Regions from separate parts of the Mus musculus genome. Here region 1 is linked to region 2. A link is a loop called in an ENCODE intact Hi-C map of the cell type or tissue named here. Cell type or tissue: left cerebral cortex. All regions are shown on one strand. Links, peaks and the distances in the headings refer to the core of each region. The heading gives the core; the rest is flanking DNA.

Region 1 (9,630 bases), core at 841-8,840, 51 kb after region 2:
CAGTTTCTTTTTTCTTTTTTAATTTCTTGTGGTTGTGTTTTACTGTTGAGTTGTAGACGTTACTTGAGTAATATATTGCAGACAGTAGGGATTATGTGAAATCTGCAGATGAACTTGGGGAGAGTTGCCATCTTGACAATATTGGGTCTCCTAGTCCATGAAATGGGTGGGGGCATTTCTATCTAAAAAGTTTCAGCTGTGTCCATTTTAAGTTGCTGACCTGTATTCTGTGGCGGGACTGAAAAGAGGCAAGGAGAAAAAGGGAAATGAGCCGTATTTCTCACCGCCTTTTGGGAAGGGGCTGATAGGAAAGCTCCTGGGTTTTATTTGGAATTCAGCAGTGACATTTGCACTAAATGAGAACCTCAGAACTTACTTCCATAGTGAGTGCCTTCGTTCAAACCTATGAAATAGCATTGTAGAAAGTATTTTGCTTTCACTATCTCTTAATACTTTCTCTGAGAACCTTATTTTAGGGAGACTGTTGTCAGGGAAACTGTGCCAGTTTTTTGTTACTGCTTCTGAGGTAAGAACTGTAATTATATTGTCAAAATAATATTTAGAGTATTATTTTCAGGCAATAATTGCAGTGGTCTGACAAATATATTATGGTCATCAAATTTTATGTAAACATAAGTATGAGTTATTTTAATTGAGCTATTGATGTTGTTTTTGGCATATATTCTTTCCTAATCTGTAAAAATAATGCTGGCATTTTTTAGGGGCTTTGCACTGTTCTTAGTGTTTACATAAAGATCAGTTGACAGGCTGTTGGTTAAAGTAAACTGTTCTTTCACTTGCCTGCAGATTCCTTGCCTGTGCCTAGGCTGTCTGTAATTCTGCTTGCCCAGAGTCGTGTTTTGGGTTTTCAGAGGTTTTTGTTGCCTTAAAAAAAAAAAAAAAAGAACCTGAGGAATTGTTGGGCTGCTCCGCTGTCAGGCCAGAGTGTCAGGCCTTTCACTCTCAACATTTAAACTCGAGTGTTAATGTTCTGAAGTATTTAGTAGAACTATTAGTATCTTTTAAACTTATGGCTTATCTGGGAAACAGTTGGCACTTTTGTATTATAAACATTCAATAAGCACTTAGTATGGACTAATTTTTTTAAAAAGAAAATTAGCTTTATTTATGTAATATAAAAAAGTTGATTGTAGTGTTAGAGTTTGCCAAATGTTTTCCACTCTGAATGCTTTACAAGAGTATTTACATACAAACATAATAAAACAGAGTCCACCACATGGCTCCTGGTCTAATCAGTTTTTCTTAATTCTGACCACACCTGTCCCTGCATTTTGTAAATTTTAACCGGAAGCTGCATCATTCTGACACAGTGGTCAGTTCACACAGAACAATACTGAAGGGGAGGGAAAATAATCGTAAACAGCCAAAAATTATTTTCTACCAGTATGACTTTATCATTATATTTTTATATTAAAATACATTCTGTGTTAAAAAAGTATTTGTATTCACTGAAGTTCTAAATTTGTTGTACTAAGTCTGACATTCATATAACCCCAAATCGATATAGACATGACTCTATATTAAGCTTTCAATATGAATGATTTCCACAAATAAAAAAACAAAACAAAAGGAACAGAGGTAACAGAAAATCCATCTGAGGGTGATCGTTCTATATTCTACATAAAAGCATCTTGTGTGATCTCAGCATAGACTCACTTAAAAGATAGAATCATGAGACCACAGCCTCAAGCCACACAGTAGGGCTGAAACTGTCTCTCCTATTATAAGTTGGGTAATTCTAGATTTGGTTCTTTGTTTGAGACAGGGTTTCTCTGTGTAGCCCTGGCTGTCCTGGAACTCACTCTGTAGACCAGGCTGGCCTTGAACTCACAGAGATCCACTTGTCTGTCTCCTGAGTGATGGGATTAGAGGCATGAGCCTGGCTTAGGTCTAGTTATTAAAGAGTGTTGCAATCACTTATTTATTGTTGGCATTATTATTGTTAGTTAGTTTGTTAATTTATTTTTTGAGAGAAGTCCTATCGTGTGGTCACAGCTGGTCTGGAACTCACTCAGTAGACCAGGCTAGGTGGAACTTTGATGACCATCCAGTCTCAGTCTCCTCAGGTGAGTGCCACCCTCCCCTGCTCTAATTATTGATGTTGCTTGAGAAATGCAACACAGTTTGATACGACCACTGAGTAAGGCAGGAATCCATGTATAAAGTGGGATGTGGTGTAAGCGCAGATACTTTATAATACAGTGATAGACAGACTGTTAGAGGAAATCCCTTCATTTTCAAAGCAGTGGATTGCTTAGTAAATTTGGGTCTTCGGCACTTTCTTGAAATGCCTGGCAAGAATTCTGACAGTTCCATGGTCTTAGTAAATGGAAACAAAATAAAACCAGAATTACCAAGAACGTTAAGTTTCGGTCCCTCCTGAAATGAGAACAAGCGACAGGATCTCCGAGTGCACTTGTGCCTCACGTCCCACTTTTGGTATGGACTAATTTGTAAGGACTCAGAGTGGACAGAAGAAAATAAAATTCTAAGAACAGGCTATGAGAAGCCCTTGAATTTAATTCTTTCTTTATTCAGTATTTTTATCTATTGGTATAAACTTGAATCTTGTGTTCAGTTTCCTTAAATTATATTAAATTATTTAGTTTTGGGGTGCTGGCTGCTAGCATTGCTGATGCAGTGCTTTGTGGGAGCTGGGCCTGGAGAAACTGTCCCTAGAGCAGAGCAGAGCAGAGGAGGGCGTCCAGTAAGTCTCGGGGACACTGCTGGCAGCAGGAGTGTCTTGAGAGCACCCCCCTATCTTTCCATTTTTGGATCTTGTCAGATATTTTTCTCCATAAAGCTTTTTTATTTCCCTGTTTTTCTGTTGTCTTATCTGTCTTTTAAAAATGGTTTGTAGCCAGGTGGAACGGCTCATACTTTTAATCTCAGCACTTGGGAGGCAGAGACAGAGGCAGGTGGATCTCTGTGAGTTCTGAGGCCAGCCTGGTCTACGTAGTGAGTTCCAGGACAGCCAGGACTACACAGTGAGACCCTGTCTCAAGAAGAAACAAAAGAAAAACAAAGGTTTATTAGGAGCTCTTTGAATATGCTGTGAGTCTGAAGGTAGTTGTGTATTTTATCTTCCTATTTTGTGGTAATATTTCTGTTTTTTTTTTTTTTTGGTTTTTGGTTTTTGGTTTTTGGAGACATGGTTTCTCTGTGTAGCTGGCTAGCCTGGAACTAGAACTCACTCTATAGACCAGGCTGGCCTCAAACTCAGAAATCTGCCTGCCTCTGCCTCCTAAGTGCTGGGACTAAAGGCATGCTCCACCACTGCCCGGCAATATTTCTGTTTTTATTGCATGGTGTCATCTGAGAAAAAGTGTTACTATATTTAAAATTTATTAATATTTAAAAACTGTCCAGTGTTTTTAAATATTTTGACTTTGGTGCGTATGTTCAGATCAGTGGCTAGAATGGGATTTTCTGTCCTGTGTGAGGAAGTACAGCATTGTCAGGGTTTCTGTGCCGATACCTGGGCACCCCACTGCTAATTCTCATATAGAACATCGCTTATTTAATGACTGGCTGCCAATACTCTTCTTAGTATTGGTTCCAGTCAAGTTCTTGTTCTAGTCCACTGCTCTGTTTAGTTCTTTCTGTCTTGGTTCCACCCTGTTGTACCTACCGTTAACTGAACTAGCCGGTCGTAGTCTGTGAGTCTGTGAGCATAGGTTCTCTTTTTACTTTCCGACAGTGTCATAGCTATTAACAGCCCTCTGTATCTTCATATACATTTTTAGAATGGCTTTACTAAGTTTCCAACAAATATTGCACATCAAGCAGGATGTGCAGTGATAAGTGTGTGTGTGTGTGTGTGTACTCTCTTCTACTTGGATCTAGACCGACAGTTACATTTAACCTCTTTATAGAAGCTGAGTCACATGCTCTGCCTAGTCCTTTCCTTACTTAGTTGTACTTCAACACCTCCATCTTATTTTGTAATTCCTTCTTAGATAGTGTACTCATCACTGTCACTCATATTTTGGCACTTAAAAACACTTTCCTTTTAGATTTGCTTGTATGCCTTTTGCCTGCATGTATCTGTGTACCACATGGAGGATGTCCAAGCCCCTGGAACTAGAGTTGTAGGTGGCCACCAGCTGCCATGTGGGTGCTGGGAACCCTGGATCCTCTACAAGAGCAGCTAGTGCTCATAACTGCTGGGCAGCTCTCCAGCCCCATATATTGGTACTTTTAAAAAAAGATTTATTTATTTATTATATGTGTCTATACTGTAGCTGTCTTCAGACACTCCAGAAGAGGGCATCATATTTTATTATGGATGGTTGTGAGCCACCATGTGGTTGCTGGTGGGATTTGAACTCAGGACCTTCAGAAGAGCAGTCAGTGTTCTTAACCGCTGAGCCATCTCTCCAGCCCATGGTACTTTCATAAATGGTGTCCTTGCCCTGGTCCCATGTCATCCTCCCCTCTTACTGGAGGTTGAGACCTGAGCCCAGGATCTTGGCAAGGGTATCACTCTTTGTATCCCTTAGCCCGATGTCTTTATGCTTGATTGTTTCCTGAATGTAGAACTATGGTTTGTTTTTTTCTTTAATACTGACTTTGGTGAAGCAACATTTGTAAGCTTTTCTTAAAATTTGTATATTTTCTTATTTAAAAAAAAAACCTTTCGGGCTGGAGAGATTACTCAGCAGTGACTGCTCTTCCGAAGGTCCCGAGTTCAAATCCCAGCAACCACATGGTGGCTCACAACCATCTGTAATGAGATCTGACAACCTCTTCTGGTGTGTCTGAAGACAGCTACAGTGTACTTACATATAATAAGTAAATCTTAAAAAATAACTTTCAAATAAATAAGCGTTTTCAAGAATGCAGACAACGTACGAATTTAAATATCCTACAAGCATTAGCCTTTCGTTGGTAGTGTGGGATATGATCGTTTGATTTGTTTGGTTTTTTTTTTTTTTAGCTCTTGGGTCTTTTGTCTTGCTGGCAGTGATACTTTTGTACTCTTCATAAATGGTGATTGCAAATTCCTTAGCTTTCTCTTTCAAAAAAGACTACTTGTCACTATGTGTGGCCATTATTAATTCTAAAGTGCACTGTAGACTTTTTGTTTATTCCTATTTTTAGGCTAAAGCAGCCCCTGAATGGAGGTCCTTGGTAATTTTCAGCCTCTGCCTTAATTGCACGAATATCACTTTCATGTGTGTCTTGATACTTTGTTAATGATGTTGCTGTGACCTTATGTGTTTCACTTGTGAGAAATTGGCGAACTGTTTTCCCAAGTGACTGTACCATGTCCCCTTCTTGCCTGAAGTAAGTGGAGTCCGTGTTCCACCACTCCCTAGCCTTTGCTGTGGTCACTTTCCAAACTTTGGGCCAGACTGGTCTTGTCATGGTTTTTGTTTGTTTGTTTGTTTGTTTTGTTTTTTGAGACAGGGTTTCTCTGTATAGCCCTGGCTGCCCTGGAACTCACTTTGTAGACCAGGCTGGCCTTGAACTCAGAAATCCGCCTGCCTCTGCCTCCTGAGTGGGCATGTTTTTTATTAGCATGATCCTCCTGTCTCAGCATCTGGAGGTGCCTTGATTACAGACATGTGCAGACGTGATCTAATTTGTAGTCATCTTTTAATTGGAGCACATATTCCAATGATATTTCATGTAATTATATTTGAGTTTATAATCTTTTAGAAGTTAATTTCATGTAGTGTTGTTTTGATGAGGCATATTAATTTTATGCTTAGAATTTCTTTTTCTTTTCTTTTTTCTTTTTTTTCCAAGATAGGGTTTCTCTGTATAGTCCGGGCTGTCCTAGAACTCACTCTGTAGACCAGGCCTGCCTCTGCCTCCCAAGTGCTGGGATTAAAGGCGTGCGCCACCACTGCCCTGCTCATGCTTAGAATTTCATTGTGGAGTGAGACTATTAGACAATCAATCTATCAGTCAGTCACTTTCTTCCTCTCTCTTCTCCCCTCCCATCTCTCCTTCTTCCCCTTCATGCCTCTCTCCCTCCACCCTCTTCTTCCCCTCTTTTGTCTCTCCTCTCCCTCTCTCCCCAGTTCTATAACATTGGAAATGTTTCTTACTAAGATGTATTTATTCACTATGTTGAGTCTGTTATCTTCAGCTTTTACTTTTTTATATTCCTAGCTTTTCGATGTGGCCTGCAGTTTTTAGGCAACGTTGCCTCACGAAATGAAGAATCCCAGTCCATTGTTTGGGTCCACGCCTTCCCAGAACTCTTCATGTGAGTATGATGTTAGGATTTTTTTCTATTGACTTCTGAAAAGATCATGGTTATAGTTCCATTTATATGAAGTTCAAAGGCAGGAGAAACAAGACTGCAGGAGTCAGCTCTCTGCTTTCACCCTTGCTGGGTTCTGGAGACTGAGCTCAGGTCACCAGGCTTGGCCGCAGAGACACCCTGACTGGCTGAGTGATCTCAGTGGCCCACATCATGCTTTTTTAACAACAGGGTCTCACTTTGTAACTCTGGTTGCCTGGTCTAGAACTTGATATGTTGACCAGGCTAGGCCTTGTAACTTACAAGAGAGCCACCTGCCTTTGTCTCCTGAGTACTGCCATTAGTAGTGTATATCACCATGCCTGAGTCGTGAAGTTAACGCGAGGACAAAACCCAAATGTTGGGATGAGCCATGACATAATTCATAATTAGTAAGTAACTCACTAAGTAGGTGATAGGCTCTAGGAATTGTGTTATGACTCTTGACTCCAAGTTCTTCTGTTTGAAATCTGTCCCTTATGACCATGATGTACATGCTTATAATCTTTTTACAATTTTCAACTGTTTGTTCTTTCTAACAAGAATAAACATCTTTAATGCTTTGGAAATGTGATCATTTTTATTTTTTCTCTATTCAAATGTTAGTTTCAATTATGAGTCCTAAGTCAAATGTAACTTTTTATTGTCTTTTTTGAGATTTATCCTTACTTATAATTGTGTGTGTGTGTGTGTGTGTGTGTGTGTGTGTGTGTGTGTGAGTAAATGTCCGTAGGTGCATAGTATGTAGGAGCAAAGTTGCTCTCAGCCAAGCCTGTTAGTTCCCTTGGAGCCTGAGTTACAGGCAGCTGTAAGCCGCCATGGGTACCTGCTAGGAACCTTGGATCCTTTGCATGAACAATTTATGCTTTTAATCACAGAACCGTCTCTCCAGTCCCATTTTATCGTATCTTACTGTTGTATTTACTGTTTTTATAGCCAAAGATTATGCTTTTTTCCACAGCATTATTACCTTTATTATATCCTAAAATATCAATGCAAACTAACTTTGCTAAGGATTATCATTATTAATGTCACAATCATATTTACCATGTAGATACTTGGACCAAGTGTCTCATCTTTGTTTGGCAGGTCTTGCTTGAACCATCCAGACAAAAAGATTGTTGCCTACTGTTCCATGATTCTGTTCACATCTCTTAATGCTGAAAGGATGAAAGACCTGGAAGAGAACCTCAATATTGCAATTAACGTCATAGAAGCTCACCAAAAGCACCCGGCGTCAGAGTGGCCGTGAGTATCCTGCTAGGAATTAGATTGCTTTAAGGACATCCTTACAATCGTTTTCCTTATGAGGTTTGGTAATAGATTGAGCCAGGGTTTGCTGTGTTCTCTAGGCTGGGTTTGAAGTTTCGCTCCTCTGCCTCAGCCTCCTAGTGGCTGAGATTATCACCACCTCTGGCTTATTCCAACCACTAATGTATTGATTTGTTTACTTCTTGTGATGTGGAGGAATTGAGTTCACATCGACAAGTGCTCCCCCACTGAGCCACAATCTCAACCCCTTTGTAGAAGTTTTAAGTAAAAAGTTGAGGCCTGATAGTTGTTTTGAGGATGTGAAAGAGATACAGCTTGAGCTTGGCAAACTTGAAGTATAGGATAGGGTGGTGGGGGCAGTTTTGATGTGTGAATGAACATGGTAGAAATGACTCAGCCCATTTGGAGACCGCTGTGACCTCAGCAGATGGTTCATTAGAGATCAGAAGTTGGTATATGTCAGTATTATGTAAACGAGACACTTGTTGCTGTCCACATTCTCTCTCCAGACAGAGCGTCTGATTTCTCTCTGGTTTCTTTTAGATTTCTTTCCGTTGTTTTTTAGGAGTTAATGTCATCTCAGCATAGGTTTTTTTTTTTTTGGAGTTTGTTCCTTTTGGGATCCTCCCAACTTCTTGAGTCTGTAGGTGTGCTGGTTCATTTTTGTCAGCTCTACACAAGCATAGACCTTGGCTGGAAAGAAGGACTCTCAACCAAGGAATTGCCTCTGCAGGCCTGTCCTGTCTGCAGGGGATTTTCTTGATTGCTAATTGATGAAGACAAGGGCTCAGTCCACTGTTGGTGGAGCTATCCCTGGGCAGCTGGGCCTGGACTTTATAAGAAATGTAGTTGAGCAAGCCCGGGAGCCGTGTTCCTCCATGGAACTGTCCCAGTGCCTGCCTTGAGCTACTGCACTGCACTGGCATCCTTGGTTGATGGACCTGGAAGCTGCTGCGTAAACCCCTTCCTAGTCCACATTGGTTTTGGTCTATCACAGCACCAGAAAGCAAACAAGGATAGTGGATGTTTGTCTTTCTTGAACTTGTGTTATGTTTTCAGAAGTATCTGATGGAATATTTTTTTAATCCCCTGTCCTTTGACCTTTCTTTCAGGACTCAGTGTCAGAAATACACAGGTCAAGGTGGTGGCCTGCTTTTCCAGCCTAGTAAAGATAATGGGTGCAACAGCCACTGTAGCTTAGATAGTTTGTTACTTACAGGCACAGGCTGCTTTTACCTTGTGAGCGTGGGAAGAACAAAGGACCCTGAAATACCTCTGAGTATCTGTCTCACAGTATCCTGCCATAGGAAAGAGCCTCTCCCCTTCTCTCAGGCCCATCATCACAGGGTGTCAGTATACTCAGATGAGCCGCTTCTCAGGCTTTGCCTGTGTGGCTGCGTGGGAGGATACAGACAGTCCAGGTGCTCTGCTGGAGCCGTTTCCCTCCCTGTATTCTCCGAGCGTTCAGTAGTCACCCTTGGTTGGTGTCCTCAGGATGTGCCACCTTGCTGTTTGAGAGTTCCCCACTGGGAGGTGGGGCTCACCAATTAGAAGAGGTTGGCCGGCCAGCAACCCTGGGGAATCTACCCTGTTTTTACCTTTCCAGTGCTAGGATAATAAATTATACCATTACACACCTTTTTCTTATTTATCTATTCATTTCTTTTCCACATACCTTTTCTTGGGTGTTAGGGATTGAGCCCAATTTGAGCTTGGGCTGCGAGTACTTTACTCACTGACCATCTCAGCCAGTGTCCTACACTCCTGAGGATACAGATGCCCATGATCTTGTTTGTTTAATCTCTCTCTTAATGCCAGCATTGATGTAATGCCAGTGTTAGTTTTAATGTTATGGTCTTGATTAGCATAAATTTTGAAGCCTGAAACTGAGGCATCCTATGCTCCTTATCAAGATTTATGTCTCTTGCATTCCTATGTGAATAATAGGACCATCATTTTAGTTTTAAAAACAGACTTTTCCATGAATCTGTAGGTCTTCTGTACAGAACTATATTATTTTGTGGGGTGGAGGGGTGGGCAGCCGCTGTGGCACTTTTGTGGCGGTTAGAGGACAGATGTTA
Region 2 (9,630 bases), core at 598-8,597:
TCACTCTGTCTTCTGATATAGGCATTGTATCATCTCACAGCATAGCAACTGTATGTAGATTGATATAGTATAATAACATATTTTGTGAGAAAGTTCATAATTACATAATTTTATTATAGCAAATTGTTGTAATTTGTTCTTTTTTTTTTTTTTTCTTTTTTTTTTTTTGTCAAAGCAGGGCCTTGCTGCATAGTTCTGGTTATTGTGGAACTCACTACATAGATACACTGGACTCACACTGTGGCAATCCTCCTGCCTCCGCATCCTCAGTACTGGTATTACAGGCACATGCCATCATACTTGATTTTTTAAAAAAATTTTATTGTTGGTAATTCCTTACCGTATTATAAGCTTTATCAAAGGTACATGTATATTATATATGTAGATAGACACACACATATAGAAGGATAGTATGGAATGGAGGGTTGGTACTGATTGTGGCCTCAAACATTTGCTGGGGGGGGGCATGGTACATCTCTTACAGATAAGAATGGCTATAGCATCTGCTGTATTGTATGCCAGGCATAGTAACAATGGCTAATTTCAACCAGTATTGCTAATGACCCATTAGGTACTGTTTTCTTTGCTTAATTGATGCTGAGAGATATGACTTTCCCAGGCTCCCTACCCCTCCCCACCCTACCCTCTATGAGTGGCAGAGCCAGGCTGGAAACCATTTGTGTGTGACTGCAGAACTGTGTGCTTCTGTTTGCTCTGAGGGGTCCTGCCAGCCTGTTCGGGTGACTTCTGTCAATCAAATGTTTCTTTACCTTCTCTGGTTAGGTGTGTGATGTCACTTCCTGGAGGCAGATTTCCCCTTTGAATGTTTAGGAATGGCGTGGACATAGGCTGGAGCCAGTTCAGTGGTGAGCACTGAACCAGTGTGCATAGGCACTGGAGGTGGGTGGGAAGGAGAAAGAAGATACTGTTATGGGCAAAATAATTCACTAGAATTCATGATTGACCAGATGGTGGGAGCAAGGCCAGCAAAGAAGAGTGAGTGACATAAAAATTGGCCATTGGCTGCCAGGCATGGTGGCGCACGCCTTTAATCTCAGCACTCGGGCGGTAGAGGCAGGCGGATTTCTGAGTTCGAAGCCAGCCTGGTCTACAAAGTGAGTTCCAGGACAGCCAGGGCTACACAGAGAAACCCTGTCTCGAAAAACAACAACAACAACAACAAAAAAAAAAAACCCAAAAAACAAAAAATGAAAAATGGGCATTGGGAAGTAGATGAATGAGAAGGTTAGAAAGGAACGGGCCCAGTATAAAAATAAGTTGTGTTTGAGAAAGGTCTTGTAGTGAAAAACATGGTTTACTCATCAGTAAGACAGCAGGACATCAAAGGACAGAGGGAGGGTGAGAAGCCATCTGTGAGTCACCCTGCCCTCCCTAAGGCCTGCAGAGGGGGCTGCAGATCTGTGCACCCTTCCCACACCTCCCTGCCTGACCTTCACCTCCACTGCACTGTGGCTGCCCGCTGCCTGGCCCTGTCATCACCAGAGATTTCCAACTCTTCTCTGAGATCCCACTCCCTGACCACAGCTTCCAAGCCTGCCAGGCCTCTCACGCCTCCGGCTGGCCAGTCCCTTGACCTCATCCTGATCCCAGCTTCTTGGATTTTCCCATGGCATTGGCTCCTATGGCTCGCCGCTGCCGCCTCCTCCTCCGGACCTTCCAACCAGGGCATCGTGTCAGCCTTCTCTTGCCAGTGCTCCCAACTGCTTGGCCCTTGTGCTTCCTGTTTTGCTCCCCAGGCTGAGGCAGGGATTTCACAGCACCTGTCTCCTTCACCCCCTTGCCAGCCTCCATGCACCCATGGGAGACAGCCCACACACATGATACCCAGAGTCGGCTGCTGGCTCCACAGCATCCTCTCCCTGAATCTTTCTCTAACCTGCAACGTCTCCTCCCAAGTGGCTCTGTCTTCTAGTTCATGGTGGGGGAATCCTGGTTGGGCAGGTACAGAGTCCCTGACTGTTTCTACCTAGGAGTGCACATCCTATGGACACACTCCATGAGGTATCCCATCACACACACACACACACACACACACACACACACACACACACACATCACACACATATCACACACACACACACATATACACATATACACACACATACACACACATACATACACACACACAAACACACACACACACATACACACACATACATACACACACACAAACACACACACAAACACATACATACACACACACACACACCCCACATCCCCATCTTGCAGATGACATGTCTGAGGCTGAGGTTCTGTGATAATGGAGGGACTTGCCTGACATCCACAGATCGTTTGTGGTGTGTGTTGGTTTTGGTTTTTGGCTTTTCGAGACAGAATTTCTCTGTGTCGCCCTGGCTTTCCTGGAATTCAATTTGTAGACCAGGCTGGCCTCGAACTCAGAGGTCTGCCTGCCTGTGCCTTCTGAGTCCTGGGATTAAAGATGTGAGCCACCATGCCTACCAAGCATTGTGCTCTAAGTGTGCTCTTGACTTTCAGAGCCAGGCATTGTGCTGGATGGCACGTCTATCGCAGGGTACTAGTTACTTTTCTCGTTGATAGGACAAAACAGCTGAAAAGGGGCAAGTTAGGGGAGGAAGGGTTTGTGTCTGTTATAGTTTGAGGGGACACAGTCTACCACGGCAGGAGAGGCAGGGCAGCGGGAGAAGGAAGCAGCTGCTCACATCACAGTCACATCCACAGTCAGGAACTCGAGAGAAATGAATGCTGGTACTCTGCTCATCTCTCTTTTTATTCAGTGTAAGGGTCTAGCCAATGGGATGTTGCTGGCCACCTCCAGTAACATTCACAGCTAAACCTCTCTGGAAACATTCTCACAGCGATACCCAGAGGTGTGTTTCTATGGGGTCTTAGTTGGGATCACTATTGCTGAGATGAAACAGTCCAACCAAAAGCAACTTGGGGAAGAAGAGGTTTATTTCACTCAGTGTTCCATATAATGGCTCATCGGAAGCAGTGAGGGCGGGAACTCATGCAGGCAGGAGCCCAGAGGCAGATGCAGAGGCAGAGGCTATGGAAGAGTGCTGCTTACTGGCTTGCTTTTTATGGCTTGCTCAGCCAGATTTCTCCCTTCCTTCCTTCCTTCCTTCCTTCCTTCCTTCCTTCCTTCCTTCCTTCCTCCCTCCCTCCCTCCCTCCCTCCCTTCCTTCCTTCCTTCCTTCCTTCTTTCCTTTCTTTCCTTCTCCATTAAAAAAAAGATTTATTTATTTAATTTATGTATATGAGCACAGTCACTGTCTTCAGACACACCAGAAGAGGGCATCGGATCCCATTACAGATGGTTGTGAGCTACCATGTGGTTTCTGGGACTTGAACTCAGGACCTCTAGAAGAGCAGCCTTAACTTCTGAGCCATCTCTCCAGCCCTCAGCCCGACATTTTTTTTATGGAATCCAGGACCACCTCTATGGCACCACCCATAATGAGCCGTGCCCTCCCCCACTAACCGCTAATTATGAAAATGCCTTTCAGGCTTGTCTGCCTACAGCCTGATCTTATGGAGACATTATCTTAACTGAGATTCCCTCCTCGCAGATGGCTATAGCTTGCGTGTCAAGTTGACAGAAAACTAGCCAGCACACATGGCGATTCTAAATTTGTCAAGTTGACAGTGGAGATTAACCATGCTCTGCAAGGGCGCCGGGTGTTCACTACTTAGCATCTCCCAGGCCCTGATCTATTTCTTGGTGCTGAATCTCTTTTGATTTTTGTTTTTAAGCTTCACTCTTATCTTGTAACCCCAGTCAGATCTCAGACTATATGTATGGTCATCAGATGGAAGAAGTGTCAACCATCTTACATTTTAGAAAGACAGACAGTGGGCTGGAGAGATGGCTCAGTGGTTAAGAGCATTGACTGCTCTTCTGGAGGTCCTGAGTTCAAATCCCAGCAACCACATGGTGGCTCACAACCATCTGTAATGGGATCTGATGCCCTCTTCTGGGTTCTGAAGACAGCCACAGTGTATGTACATATAATAAATAAATAAATCTTTAAAAAAAGACAGAAAGACAGACAGACAGTAAACAATTACCACTTAAATAACTGCAGAGGGTGTAAGCGCCACCAACGGGAAGCAGAGACCAGAGACTGAGAATTTGGAGCAGAGTGGCCCCAATAAGGCCATCAACAGGATCCTCAGCAGGAACAGGGCACTCTGCCCTTACCTGTCTCCCCCCCCCCCCAATTCAATAGGAGACATTTCCACCAATGCCAGGGCTATGCATTTGCCCATGTTGTAGCAGCCATTCTTACCAAGTGAGGAACAAGGCTCTCAGGGTTAGGTGATGAATTAAAGTGTTGAGGTTTGGTCTGTTGCTATATGTCGCAATGCTGAATACTGGCCCTGCTTGAGAAAATCCTCACATAGACCCAAGTGATGCTACGTGACCTCATTCAAAGTTATCCCTGATTGGTGAATAAAGATGCCTACGCCTATAGCTGGGCAAGAAGATAGGCAGAGTTTCAGTTCCCAGGCTTGGGGTCTGAGACAGAGACTACGAGGGGGAGAGAGAATGTGGAGAGAGGAGAAGACACCATGAGAACTGATAGTAGTCTCACAAAATCAGTGGTCATGTGGCAGGAGTGGAGTCCTGCCTGGGCCCCAACACGCTGATGACCTCACACTATCGCTGTCCTTTGGCCACTGAGGAATATTCAGTGCTCTCTCTCAGTCTGTTTCCTCAAACTCCACAGTTATCTAGATCAAAGGAAGGTCACTTGCTGACAAGGAAGGCAAGTGGCCAAAGTGATCTGCTGTCTTTGGCTGTGTCCAGCCCTCCTGTGTTGAACACTCTCTGACAGTACGAACCAGGATCCTTTCTCTCTTTTCAAAAGATTTGTTTTATGTTCATATACATTATGTGTATATGTGTTTATTCATGCGACTGAAGGTGCCCATGGAGTCCAGAAGGGGCCATTGTTTCCAGAAGTGGAATCACAGATGGTCATGAGCCACCATGTGGGTGCTGGGAACCAATCTCCAGTGCTCAGCAAGAGCAGCACGTGTTCTTACCTGCTCAGGGTCTTTTTGGCCCCATATTTTTCTTGGTGCTCTTTTTTATTTTTATTATTTTTTAGCTTCCTTTGTATCTTCCTTCCTAGTCAGACCTCCGTCCTCCAGTGTCTTCTATTTCCACCTTCTGACTGGATCACTTGCCACTGCTCCTGAGTCCATCTATGGTCCAATCTTGGAATGCTTCTCTTTCCACTAATGTGGTCAGGAGCACTCATCAGGAGCACTCATCACTACTACTCCCCTGAAGAGTTCAACTCATCGCCATTGTCTTTCTTTCTTTTCTTTTTTTGTTTTTTGGGGTTTTTTTGTTGTTGTTGTTGTTTTTTGTTTTTTGTCTTTTGAGACAGGGTTTCTCTGTGTAGTCCTGGCTGTCCTGGAACTCACTTTGTAGACCAGGCTGGCCTCGAACTCAGAAATCTGCCTGCCTCTGCCTCCGGAGACCTGGGATTAAAGGCATGCGCCACCCACCCCCCACCCCCCACCCCCGGCGCCATTGTCTTTCTAAATTGTTCCAGAGTGAGGCTTTGATATAGCACATTCCATTCCCAACTTAAACTCACCTGCCCAGTGTGGCAGGTGAGATAATGTCACCCAAGTGTCCCTCACTCTAGATTCTATATCTGTGACTATGTCAGATTTAATATGTCAGATTGCAGGTGGAAAATCAAGGGTCTTCCCCAAGCTGGTCTTGAGATGGGAGCTGTCCTTGAATGACCCTGATGGACACAGAATTGACCACTGGGTCTTCCTAAGTAAAAGTGGGAGGCAGGAGAGTGTTCAAGTCAGAAAAGGAGATGTAACCATGGAAACTGAAGAACAGGAGGATAGCAGTATGAGAAGGCAGATCTTTAGCCCTGCCTTTCTGTCTCTGAAGTTACAAGAAGAAGCTAAGAGCCAAGCAGTTGTGAGTGGGCCCTGATCTGAAAAAAGCATAGACATGTGTTCTCTCACAGAGACCCCAGAAGGCATCAGCCTTGTAAACACTTTGATTCTAGTTCAGTGAAACTTATTTCAATCTTCTAAATTACAGAAGGGTAAGATACTAAATTCTCTGGTATTTATATTATGTGTGGTGAGTATGGGTGTTTCTTTCGTCTGCAGTTATACGTGTGCACCACATGTATTCCTGGGATCCCCAGAGGCCAGAAGATGTTACATTCCCTGGGACTGGGATTATAGACAGTTGAGAGCTGTGATGTGGGTGCTGGGAATTGCACGCCAGTCCTCTGGAAGGGCAGCAAATGCTCTTAACTGCTAACCCATCTTTCCAGACCCAAGGCACATATTTGAATCAACCCTGTTTGAGTTCTTTTTTTTTTTTTTTTTTTTTTTTTTTACAGTAGCTGTCATAAAATACTGCTCCAAAGGATCCTGGAGCCCAAGTGTGTTCTTTGTCTTCTTCTGATCTTAAGGGATTTCTACCTGTGTGGTCATATGTCACAAGAACTTAGGGACATGCCAGCAATGGTGGGTGATATGAATCTGGACCACTGACTTGTGCTGCGTGCTTTTGTTCTAGAGCTTCCTGGCACTGCACCCCAGAGGAAGTTCTTTCATCCCAAAATGAACACTGTTTCATCATAATGGTTCTGATGGCCACACAGACACTTGAGGTCCTGGCCAGGGGTTCAGTCTGTCTTTACAAGGGCCAGTAAAAAGCCAGGAGATTCTGTTTTCTTTAGATGTTTAATGACATGCTGTGTGTGTATGTGTGTGTGTACATTTTTTCATAATATTTTTGTTGATCATTTGGAAGTTCTACATTTTGAACTCTGAGTACGCTCACCTCCCAGTTCTCCCAGGTCCGCCCCCCACAGCCCTGTGACCCATGCACCCCCAAAAAACAAAGAGGATGAGGAAGAAGGGGGGGAGGAGGAGGAAGAGGAAGAAGAGGAAGAGGAAGAAGGAAAAGAAGGAGAAGGAGGAGGAGGAGAAGAAGAGGAAGAAAACAAAGCAAAATAAAACAAAACAACAAAAATCGAGTCTAATTTATGTTGCCCATATACTCACTGCAGCACTGTCAAACTCCTGGTGACCAGTCTCTCAATGAAAAACGGAGTCCTTCCCTCCCCCACCCCCCAGAACCCATCAACGGTGGAGAACTATATACTTAACAATTTATAAACAACGTAGCACAACTTCCATGAGTTCTCTTCTGTGGCCTGTTTTGTGGTGCACGCGCGGGCGTGCGTGTGTGCGTGTGTGCATGTGTGCGTGTGCATGTGCTTGTGTGTGTGTGTGTGTGTGCGCGCGCGCGCGTGTGCATGTGTGTGAGACAGGCTCTCATTATGCACCGTTGGCTGGGCTAGAACTTGGTATGTAGACGAAGCTGGCCTCAAACTCACAGAGATCTGCTTGCCTCTGCACCTCAAGCATTGGGATTAAAGCTGGGTGCCATCAGGTTTGACAAGGTTGGTAACTTTGGTAACGTTTAAGATGGACATGGTGACTTACTTAGAAGGCGAAGGTACGAAGATTAGGAGTTCAAGGCCACCTTGGGCTACAAGCGACCTTGTCTAGAGAAACAAAAAACAAAAACACATTTGTGATTTCTTTTTGTTTATTTATTTTTGCAGACCATCTCTTTTTGTTCAATTCCTGTTTCTGCTCCCAACTCTAGGAAAATACAGAATTTTTTTTCTTTTTTGCCTGTATTTCTTTCCTTTTCTGGAGATTTCATAGAAACAGTCTTTGCTATGATGTCTTTCCCTTACCACAATGTTTTCGAGGTCCATCGCCATTGTATGTATTCTCACTAGCATTGTTTAGAAGTCTAACTTCTAGTTCTGAGTCGTCTCCAGAGGTGCCCCGGGTTGCTGCACCTCCCTGCTATCTTTGTCTGGATTGGTGGGTTCTCAGTACACACACAGCTCAATCCTCAGCCCGAGATCACATAGTTTCTTGGTGGCCTCTGGAGTCTCCCGGAGTCTTGGCCAGCTTAGCTCTTAGCTTGGGAAGTTCCAGCTACACAGGTTTGCTACCTGTGACCCTGGACTCTTTGACTCATGAGTTTGTCTCACTGTCTTTGGTGACAGCATTCTTCCTACGTGAGTCCAGACAGAAATCTGCCTCTCAGATGTCTGCTTACTTGGGGATTCTGGCTAGGGGTGTCTGTTAGTCAGTGCCTGGAAGCGGTTTACAGCAAAGACGCAGGTCTGTTTGTAATACACTAGGGCCAGATACACTTTGTTGCTGTTTTTTTTTCACTACCTATTATTTTTTTATTGTTTTTTACTTATTTTTTTAGTGTAAAATAAGGTTTATTTAGGGCATGGAAAAGGGAGTTGTTTAGAAGGGAGTAGAGACAGAGAAAGACACAGGGGGAGAGGGCAGGGGAGGGGAGGAGAGGCTGGCCAGGAACTCCTGGAGAGAGAGGGGGGAGGGGAAGGAGAGTGAGGGAGAAAGAGATCAGGGAGAGAAGAGAGTCAGAGAGAAGGGGCAGAGAGCGCTCACTAACTATTATTTATGTAAAATCAGGTTTTCATTTTTAAAAAGAATTATGTATTGTCTCATGTATATGAGTACACTGTAGCTGTCTTCAGACACACCAGAAGAAGGCATGGGATGGTGATAAGTCACCACCATGTGGTTGCTGGGAATTGAACTCAGGGCCTCTGGAAGAGGAGCCAGTGCTCTTAATCACGGAGTCAACTCTCTAGTCCCAGGTTCTCCTTTGTAAAGTGCACGGCTTGGTAGATTTTCTGCTAACGGCTATCACAATCATGGCAGACCAGTTGTGATTCTAAAACGCTGCCCTTCTTACTGTTTTGGGGCAGTCTTTCTATGCAATGCAGGCTGGCCTTGAACCCACAGTGCCCTCCTACCTCAGACTCCCAAGTGCTGAGGGCTTTGCCCTTCACATTCCAGCCTCTCTCTGGTTCCATCCTCGTCTGTAACGTCACTATAACTTCACACCATGAACTGAGTTGTGTGGGATTTACACGGCTTGCATCTTCACACAGTGAAATCCCACAGCACACTCTCCCTTCCTGTCTGCGCCATTTGATTCCCCATAATTGATTTCGGGATTCGCTCACATTGTTATGTTGACATTTTGTTTCTCTTTATCCCTGAGCAGCCTCCTGCTGCATGGACATACTGCCATTTGTTTGTCCATACATCCCCGGGTCCCTTCCTGTGATGCTAATGGTTTGCTGTCCTCGCAGGGCTTCAGTTGGCTACTTCCTCCTCCAGCCGGGATGGTCTTCACGCCTCCCTGTTTCCTGTCGCGTGGGTCTGTTGGTGGTTATTTATGGTTTACAGCACATGGGAGATCTCAGTGCGATATTTTGGTTTCTAGTATTTCTGCCTTAAATGCAGCCTACTTGAATTGTCACTCCCTTAAAAAAGAACCTGTGTGTTTCCTGTGGCTTATCAGGTTGTCTTTGTCGTGCTCTGCAGTTTCATTCTGATGTGTCTATAAATATGTCTCGTCTCACTTTGCCCGGTTCTGCTCAGTACTCGCTGGAGCTGTGGTTTAGATCTAAGTACTGCTTCTAGGCTTGGCTCTTAGCTCTCTTAATTCTACCTGGCACATTCTTACTGTGCTATCTATTCTCCCTCTCCCTCTCCCTC

Evidence for each region. Hi-C counts contacts between places; a loop is a spot of excess contacts. Peaks named below come from ENCODE experiments on the same cell type or tissue, not always from the same donor. Only the 100,000 strongest peaks of a DNase experiment are listed, where the experiment ranks them.
Region 1: a loop joins it to region 2, with 2.3 times the contacts of the local background. A loop is called at or near these places in 8 of 42 quality-filtered maps.

The regions. Positions count from the first base shown.
Region 1 is chr15:85,369,178-85,378,807 of GRCm38, forward strand. It overlaps Atxn10 (ataxin 10), which reads left to right. Exons shown (of 12, transcript NM_016843.4): 4 at 6,145-6,241; 5 at 7,367-7,525. Among named protein-coding and RNA genes, the nearest start is that of Gm23517, 23 kb to the left of the region's middle. In left cerebral cortex, for the core only: CTCF peaks have their summits at 4,297 (motif pointing right) and 7,680; DNase peaks (open chromatin) are centred at 4,121 and 7,937.
Region 2 is chr15:85,318,671-85,328,300 of GRCm38, forward strand. No RefSeq gene overlaps it. Among named protein-coding and RNA genes, the nearest start is that of Gm34337, 11 kb to the left of the region's middle. In left cerebral cortex, for the core only: no CTCF peak of the experiment used is centred there; DNase peaks (open chromatin) are centred at 3,602 and 5,952.